Linked DNA regions of Homo sapiens: region 1 is linked to region 2. A link is an interaction called in ENCODE POLR2A ChIA-PET data of the cell type or tissue named here. Cell type or tissue: MCF 10A. All regions are shown on one strand.

What was found. ChIA-PET counts read pairs that join two places held together with the same protein. Peaks named below come from ENCODE experiments on the same cell type or tissue, not always from the same donor. Only the 100,000 strongest peaks of a DNase experiment are listed, where the experiment ranks them.
Region 1: POLR2A ChIA-PET joins it to region 2 with 6 read pairs; 2 of 35 experiments call an interaction of 5 or more read pairs at or near these places.

Annotation. Positions count from the first base shown.
Region 1 is chr13:105,812,290-105,817,289 of GRCh38, forward strand. No RefSeq gene overlaps it. Among named protein-coding and RNA genes, the nearest start is that of LINC00343, 110 kb to the left of the region's middle. RefSeq lists an enhancer at 4,408-5,000. In MCF 10A, no CTCF peak of the experiment used is centred here; a DNase peak (open chromatin) is centred at 2,162.
Region 2 is chr13:106,154,600-106,159,599 of GRCh38, forward strand. It overlaps the pseudogene RNA5SP38. Among named protein-coding and RNA genes, the nearest start is that of LINC00460, 220 kb to the right of the region's middle. In MCF 10A, no CTCF peak of the experiment used is centred here; DNase peaks (open chromatin) are centred at 1,002 and 2,072.

The DNA.
Region 1 (5,000 bases), 340 kb before region 2:
TTTCAAATCTAAAAACTTGCAGCTTTAAAATTTAATATTAATCAAAAGCTTACAGAAGTAGAAATAAGCTAATAATTTCAAAATGAAATATTTAATATATTGAATATACTATTCAGAATTCTACTGAAATAGAAGGGTTTTAAGTAAACTCTCAATTACGTTGCAATTGCTAAAAGTACACATACTTATTCCTCTGTGCATTCTGAGGTGGCTACTGTATGCAGCGGATTTAAAAATCATCAAAATCTGTACTAGTTGCCCAGGGTGGCTATAATAATCTACCACAACTTGAGTTCTTTAGTGTAACATAAATGTGTTCTCCCACAACTTTGAAGTCTAGAAGTTTAATACCAGGGTGTCAGCTGGGCCAGGCTTCTTCTGAGACTCTTAGCAGATTCTTTGGCTCGTCCTAGCTTCTGGTTGTGGTCTTCAGTCTTCGGTGTTCCTTGGCTTGCAACGGCATCACTCTAATCTCTGCTTCTGTCGCTGCATGGCCTTCTCCCTGGGTGTCTATGGATCTTCTCTTCTTATAAAGACATCAATCATATTGAATTAGGGCCCACTTTAATCTTAACTTGATTACATCTGCAAAGATGCTATTGCCAAATAAAGTCACATTCCCAGGTACTGGGGATAAGGACTTCAATATATCTTTTTGGGTGACACAATTCAACTCCTAGCAGTCTGTCCTCTGAATGGCAGCTTCTGTAGGTAATCTCCTTTATAAACATAATATAAAAATAATGTGGCTTAAAACCTAGATGACAGGTTGATAGGTGCAGCAAACCACCATGGCACATGTTTACCTATGTAACCAACCTGCACATTCTAGACATGTATCCTGGAACTTAAAATAAAAAATAAAAATAAATTAAAAATTATAAAGCAATTGAAAAAAAATAATATGGAGTGCCTCTGAGTTGATCCCTTGATGCTTTGAGTGATGCCTTTGGAGTCAACCAGGAATTTCAAAATGCATTTAGGACATTTTTCCTTTTGGTTAAAAAAAATGGCCTCTAACCTATTTGGAACTGAGACTCTCTCTGGGATCTGCTGGCTTGGGAGAAATGCCAATCCTAGCCATTCTCTCACATCAGCTTAGAAGGTTCTATGTATTCATTTTTTAAGTAAAACAGAAAAAAAGCTGAATTGCATTTAATAAATTATATCAATATTGCCTTCTCTTTGAAATAATAAGAGGCACCATGAAGGACCAACACTGCAGCTGAGAATCACTAGTACCAAAATATTTTTCTGTAGGAATAAATATTTGAATATATATTAGAAATTAAGTGATCCAAGTCTTAGATATTTTTCTTCTGATAAAGTCTATTATCTATTCTTCCTTTTGCTTCAGTTGTCTATCTTAAAAAATGCTTTTAATAATGTCTGTGAGGCAGAAAAATTACCCACTCTGAAAATGGCATTATGATAAATTATTTTATTTTTCAAAGAAGCATCAAGATAAATTTGAGTAATTTTAACATACCAATTATTTTTAAAGATAAATAGAAGGGTATCTTTGAATGAATGCTAAAATTTTGAAATAAATCTCTTAATCATTTTGGACATGAACTTGAATATTGTTTTGTAAAATTTTCATTTACACACCCATTAATTATTCAACAAATATCACAAAAACTATTTTTCTCAAGAGTTGAAACTTTTCTTCTCATAAATGTGGGTCTATCTTATGTAGATAAGGGGCAAAAATCTGTTATTTTCTTTTGGCCCAAAATGCCCCAAGCTTCCCATTAAGGGGCTGATCTCATTAGATATCACAGGCTCTGTCATTAATTGTGTGACCTGGGGCAACTTCCTTAGTCACTCTGTCTCTCTTTCCATGTATTCTGAAATAAAGGGAATTGGATTAGATTCTTTTCAAGCCATGAAATGTCAGTTTTGAAATACTTGTGGATAGTCTTGATTTACAATAACACACTTGGACAGTTCAGTATTTAGACAGAGCTTAATGAAAGGGATGCAGAGAATGGCAGAAGCACACAAGGCTGATTCAGGCATAAAAAATTATACGGTGAGCCAGAGAGGCACACCTGCCTTCTTTCTGGGAAAAAAAAAACGTGTGTGACTAACCAATAATCCACCCCAACATTTACAAGGGCGATTAATTAACTGGGAATGCATGATTCTTGAATGCAAACTTGTTTTTATGCAATGTGAGTCATGCAATACAAATTAATGTTGTCTTATAGAGGTGCAATTCTTGTGAGTTGATGCCAAACAGCCAGCAGTCTCCCATTGCCCCATCTTTTCTTAAAGGAGCAAAAGGAGTAGATTAGACTACAACAAATCTCATCATTTCATGTCAAACCTGCCTCATGCTACAGCTCATCCAGCCTGTGCCATATTTTATCACTGTCACACACCCTGGCTCAGTCATTATGCCCTTAGGTGTCCAAAGGTATTTAGAAAACAACAAGACAACTTCATTAAGATTGGCACGGCACCAAAAATCCAGATGCTGAATGCAGTGTGAACAAGAGGGCTGGCACAGACAAGTATCTGGCTCATTAGATGTCTAGGGTGATCACAGCCATCAGCAGGTGTGTCCAGCACCCGTCAGGGATGTGTCACCTAGTGGGCTGTGATTTAGGAGGGGGACAGTGAAATAGTACAACAGAGATGACTGTTGTTGAGGCCAGTGATGGGGACTGATTCTCGATGGTGCTTGGCAGTACCTCAATTCATTTCTTATACATTATCTTATCTTCCCTATCACGCCCTTCAGGGTGTCTCAGATGTACTGCATCGGGATTAGCAAAGTGTTCATTGTGACCTCAGCTAGTCAGGGGCAGAGCTCAGACTAATACCAGATCCCACGATTCAGATACCTTAACTTTTCTAAACTTGCTTAGATAACACATACTTCACCTGTAAGGTAATATACAGATACTTTAGATCCATATGGAAATATGTTGCCTTGATTATCTAGATATTTTAATAAAACATGTTATCTAGATATTTTAGTAACATTTAATTATCTAGAGATTTGAACAAAAGTTAAATTATATAAATATTTAATAACATTTCTTTGATTTTTATTGTTATTGAAAAATTGCTTCAGTTCTCAAAATTCTGTATTAAACAAAATGAAAAAAATGAGCAAAGAAAACTAGATAAATAAATTTTAGTATTGCACTCTAGATAACCTACACTAAGCCAGATAAATGGGGTGGAATTAAGACAGCAAACCATCAAGACTAAATATATCTTTGGATAAGTTATTTGAAGCAATTAAATGATCTTCAAGAAATAGCATCAACTTAAAGATATAATTAACACCAGGAGATAAATACATAACTTCTCCAATACTTATTTTCCCAGTCACCTTGACAAAAGCCACTTTTACAGTATAGTCAGAGGAGTGGAGAGGGCCAGAGCTGGGTGTAGGCCTACGGGGAGACATGGACTGGAGAGTTTTTAGACTTGCATAGACTGATGAGCTTTCAGAGATTTTGCGAGATTTCATAAAATCTTTCTGGGCCTAAGTTTTCTCACCTGTAAAATGAGGGTAGAGATGAAACAACTACATAAAGCACCAACCCACAGCAGATGCTCAGTCAGCACTACCCACACACTGACCATTGAAAGCCCAGGTTTTGCAATTGGTGGGACAGAAAGGTATTTCCCCCTCTGATCTTGAAGCCTTTCTCTGGTACATTATCATGCTTGGTCTTGATTTACAGTTAACTAATTTCTCATCATGCCTTTTGATAAGCTGGTAAACTTGTTCATGTCAGCGCCGCATCGTCATCATTTTTGTTTTTGTTTTTATATTCCTGTAGCAATTCACTGGTGCAATCAGTGACTTATAGTATATGCTCAATAAACTGTTGTATGGAATCATGGAATTTGTAATGTACATTTTTAACAATAAAATTATGTAAAATGATTCAATTACATCGAATCTAAACTTACATTTCTTCACATTTTATTTTATTTGGGAGAAAATGGAAACTTTTTGGAAATACAATAAAAACTTTAGATAGTTACATCACAAGCCTACCGATCTCTGACTCTAGGGTTTGAAAACATAAAACCTAAAAACTCATACAGCAAATTTTGCAAAACTAGAGCTAAACATCTGTTCATTTTATGTAGGGCCTTAGGGCCTTAGGTAACTTGCTAGCACTATCAGTACCCAAAGCGTCAAGAGAAGAAGATGGGAGACAGATGGATGTCTTGCAATTTTTACTTAGTGTTTAAGGAAATTAATTTTTCCTCATTATGCACTGACACAAAATATAGCTTTCACAAATAATTAGTTAGAAAATTAACTCTTCTACATCAAGGGCACATGTTAAGTCTTAAGGATTTTTTTAACCACAGTGAATATATTTTGTCATGATTCCTGAATTTAAGGCAATTAGGAACTGATATGGAGATTAGAGCAAGACAAACAGGTGAAATCACATACATGCCACTTGATCCTTAGTGTTTATTCTAGAGGACACTCAGTTCCTTGGATATTAAATAAATTTGTGTGAGTATGAGATAGCTGGAGAGGAGCTCAAATCAGGGTGTTCATCTCTGTCTCTCTTTCCTTCTCTCTCAACTATTTTTTCCATTGTCTTGTACTCTTTTCTTCCTTGGATCATGATCCCTTTTGGAGTCCCCTCCACTCCCTAAGTGTTTCTGAGTTCCACAAGAACTGCAAGGCTTCCCTCATGGATTATGGCAATTTGGCTTCTGGTACTGACCCAAGCTGAAATAAATAGGTGTCACTGGGTGAGCAGGCAGCCTCAGATTGGAAAGACTCTTCAGACCTCATTTTGCACCTCACTAAGCACAGCAGGTTGGCTCAGCTTTAACTCATGCAAATGAAAAACAAAAGCTGCAGGGCTGATTTTCTTTGAACTTCAGGGCCCTACCTGTAAACAGCACTTAGTTCCCATAGTCACAGACAGGTCAGGAATTTGATTGTTTAACATTCCTCAGAATTTATGGCCTTCGTCTTGATGAGTGAGATCACTCAAAGG
Region 2 (5,000 bases):
TCCTGCTAGAATCCTAAACCTTTCAAATGAAAGTTGCCTTACTTTTTTTTTTCTTTTCTTTCCTTTTTTTTTTTCTTTTAAAGTATAACCCTGCAATTTACTGGAGCTGAAGGCCCTTTTTTTTTTCTGACATGGCAGATTACTTTTTTTTTTTTTTTGTAGTGGGATCGAGTGTTGTTGTTAGTTAGAATAAAGGCCTAGACACAAATTCTCAGGCTCCGTTCCTAGTTCTGACCATAGTAATGGGGAAACATCATGTCTTGGAGCAAATAAATAAACGCACATAAATGCATCAGTTCCACTTAAACCCTGTAGGAATGCTGCTATCTCTTGGGAGATACCATAACGACAATGCATACAAGGCCAGTTGTGATTTCCAAAATTCAAAGAAATACAATAGAAGTTGTAAGGGAAATGCCCCGAATGGGAGAAACTGTGTTCACTCTGGGAGTAATTGCTTAAACAACATTTATTTAATCAGCTCCATGACCACTCATAAGCTACAGTATCCTTCAGAATAAATTCCAAAGCTCCATATTGTATTACTACTTTCACTTCAATTTTGGAAAAAGAGGTATACCAGTAGATTTTAAGATGCATCCTTATTCAAATGAAATACAATATTATCCAAAAAATTCCTTGAATCAGTTGCTAATTAACTTGTCTACTTGATAATTTACTTTTGAGTAACAACCGCATACTCCTCTCTGCTTATACTTTTTTACAAATACTATTTTATTGTGTAACTGGTGCACACGTATCATAACATATGCACCAACAAAACGAGTACTTGCTGGAATTTTTCCCATCCAAGTACTAACGAGGCCCGACCCTGCTTAGCTTGTGAGATCAGATGAGATTGGGCACGTTCAGGGTGGTTTGGTGGTAGACACATGTCGGGGTTTCTATTTCAATCAGAAGACAGAAAAATAAGACAGGGAGCATGGGAAATCACCTCCAAAATGGAAAAGGATTCTCCTAGGGTGTCTTACTCATTGTCAATTTCAGGAAATTCCCCAAGGGATATTCCTGAATGTTGAGTCCGTCTAGCTTAAAATGACTCAAGTCATGTAGCAGTTCTCCCAGAATTCTGTTTCATAGACTATTTCTCATGTTCACTGGAATCACAAGAACTGTTTTTTCTTTAAGATATGAATTAATATCAACCAAAATTTAAATTAACCTAATACATTTCTTCCACGGTCTAGCCTCCAACATAACTTTCAAGCATAACTAAGACATTACTTTATTGAATTCCTTAAAAATTGAAAAATTAACTGATGCTATTTTTAATAAATGTCAAGTCATAAATGCAGTCTACATTGCAGACATTGAAAACAATTTGATTTAAAAGGCACAAACTAGCTTTGGTCTTTCTGTTTAATCCCTTTAGTGTAAAAAATGTCCTGTTCCTGACTCATTTCTACACTATATTCAACAAATAGCTTGGAAAATAAATTTTAATGACTCCTTTTGTGCTTGTATATTTTTCTTTAATATCTTCTTATTCATTTTTGAACAAAGAGAAATTGACAGAGTCAAAGACATGACCTTTAATTTTAAAGGAATTTTCTTTTCTTACAAATCTGCTATCATCGTAATCCTAAAAGCACAAAAGAAAGCTAAATTATCTATCCTTTTTTCTTTGACCACAGCAACTTTTAAAATTTAACTTTGATCCAGATTAAATGATAGTTCAGCCAAAAATGTCAAGAGGAGCCTTCTGGAGTTGGGTCCTATGTGTGAGTAGGTGGTTCATGCTGTTTAAAAGGCAGGACTGAACTGCAGCGTGGGGTTGCTATGTAAGGCAGTAAATAATGATTATAAAATGCTTTGTAAACATTTTTAATGTGACACATCAATGCTCTATGATAAAAACTAAAATTCTCCAGTAAAGTATAAGGGGACCCTGTGCTGGCAGAGGCGCTGGCCTCTGGATGAGTAATAGCCACTATTAGTAAAACCTCATAGCTCCTTTGAGAGGGAGGGATTGTGCCATCTTGCTACACTTGTTACCTCCAAATATGGGAAAGTTATTCCTTATTTCCTTTTCAAAGCTTGACTACTGATTGAGAACAGCGGTGTAAATACTTGTTCTCTTACACCAGCCCAGTGAGTCACAGCCACAGAAATTACAGGAGTTAAGAAAGTGCATCATCTCCTTCCTTGGAGAACACGGAGGGATGGTGACTTGCAGTATGGTCTGGTTCTCAAGCTCACAGTGCACCTCTTTTCCTCAGGGCGTCTTCTTCTGTCTATTCATTGCTTATTAAGCTGATACTCACTTAATGTATTTTCTGGTCTCAGTGTAACCTATTCTGCTAGGCCTCACGAAATAACTACCTTTAACGCCATGTTGCCTTTCTGAATGAAAGCAGCCATCTATTCTCACAAACAGTACCCTTAGACCACAACATCTCACCTAAAAAATATTTCTGTATTTTTTTTATCAATAGTTTAGCATTTATCCCTATCAAAATTACCTCTCTTCAATTTTATACAACCAAAGTTTGGACTAATTTTTGCTTAATATTCTAGATTGTGCCCTATTGGTAAATTTTAAAAGCCATTGTTCCCATATCATTGCCTCTATTTACATAAAGCCTAATATAACTTGTCCCATGATATATTGTGTATTACAGTGATGATATCTGCCGTAAACTTTAAACAAATGGTCTATCCACCCATATCCCATGCTGTTTATACCACATGTGCCCTGTTTTGTTGCTTCATATTTTTTCATAGAATCAGTGAACCTACTACACTACTATATTTCTTATTCAAACTCTGTCGTTATTGGGGTCAGTCTGCAATTAATACTCTCATATAGGTCCTGGGAAAGGGAAGAGAGGAAAAAGTGGAGGATGAGGGTAGGTGTATGATTCTTTGGGAGGCACAATATTTTGATTTTCTGGGACATGTTTTCAATACATGCACACACCACATAGATTTTGATATGCTCCCCATTTTGACTCATTTGTCAATTTGGGCAATATGTATCTAGCGTCTCCTATAATCCAGGCTCTGTCCTCCTTACAAGTGGACGTCATTAGCAGAAACTGGAACTACTGAGAGATACAGGCCATAGGTAAAAACCAGCGGAAGGCCCCCTGAGGCCAAGCCCCATCAATGTCATTGATTTTTATTTCAGTGTTTCTCTGCCAATTGTTCAACCTTCCTGAAATTTATTTTCCTAAAGAGAAGAGAGCTTGGATAAGCCATGTAAAATCTCTGGCCTTTGTTTTTCTTAGCTATATAATCAAGCAGTTGACTTGTGAAAAAATATTCAAATATGGACCACATAGGGTTGTATTTGCCAAACGCTTTTTTTTTTTTTTTTTTTTACATCAGGCTAATCAGTCAGTCTACATCGCTATCTTTAACACAGAGTAGCTAAATTATCAATGTGCCTCAAAAAGCAGTGCCAAGGAGGCAGCAGTGGTGAAATAGAGCCCCCCGCATGTGGCAGAGTTGGGTCAGACCACCTCCCAGGGTCTCTGCACAGTCATAGTTCCACATACACTGAAATGTTCTAAACACCCACCTAGCCTCTCACCTTTTACTTGCACTGGAAACGGATGAGCTATATTTTGGTCAGCTCTGGAAAAATTAAAACAAGTAACATTGTTGAGTGCTGGGAAGGATTTAGGGAAACAGAAGCCCCCAGGCAAACTGGCAGGGATGTATTAGTCATAGCCACTCTGGACAGCAATTTGGCAATATTTAGGACAGTTGAAAATGCGCATGATCAATGATCAGGAAACACGAGGGAAACACTTGGAAAATGCACGAGATTATTTACCGTGATGTCCTCTGGAAGAGCCAAAATCATAAATGAACATTTCAGAAGGGACTATCCAGAAAACATGCGGATTGTGCACACCATGTCTCACTGCATGATGGTGAAAAAGACCAAACTAGGCCGTGGGGGGTGGCTCACGCCTGTAATCCCAGTACTTTGGAAGGCTGAGGCGGGCAGATCACAAGGTCAGGAGATTGAGACTATCCTGGCTAACACGGTGAAACCTCGTCTCTACTAAATATACAAAAAATTAGCCGGGCGTGGTGGTGGGCGCCTGTAGTCCCACCTATTCGGGAGTCTGAGGCAGGAGAATTGCTTAAACCTGGGAGGCGGGGCTTGCAGTGAGCCGAGATCACGCCACTGCATTCCAGCCTGGGCGACAGAGCGAGACTCCATCTCAAAAACAAAACAAAACAAAACGAAACAAAAAAAACCCACCAAACTAAAGGGCTGTGTGTTTTGTCTCATCCAATGATGGTAAGTGAAGAAGTCAAGTGTCAGGATGACCCATCACACGTGACATTGAAACACATTTAAGACGACAGTGCACACTGTTTATGGATATCAGTGCACAGGTAATATTGAAAAAATTCTCATCAAACTCAAATTGATTGTTGTTTTGTTCTCAAGAGGAAAAGAAGGAGAGGAATAATATTGTAATGGTGGTCAAAAGGAGCTTGGCTTTATCTACAAGGTTTACTTCCTTTCTCCTTTCTGCCCTTTTGTTAAAAGAATAAATGCATTTGTTTTCCTTTTTTGTGCCTCCTTTTTCTCATAGGAAAAGCACACACATATACCTTTCCCGTGTAGCTTTGAAAAAATATAAGCAGAAAAAAAAAGCAGCAAATATTACATAAGGTATTCAGTTTTAAATGTGGGTGGTGAGAATATAGCTGATTGTTACATTATTGTCATTTTTCCGTGTTTTTCACATTTCTCCAAATGAAAAAAAAATCTACTCTAAAAGAAAGCAACCAACGCTCTAGTCTGTGTCACATTCACACAAACACACACGCACCTACACACACAGCCCTCCACTGTTCATTAGCTGTGAGATTTGGATCACTTAACCTCTCGAGGCCCTGGGTGCCTCTCGGGTGTAATGAAGCCTCACCCAGCTGAAAGCCAAGGGCTGGACTAGACAGCCTCTTGGGAGGGTTTAGTTCTCAGCGCTATAATATTGGCTTTACCTGCCTCT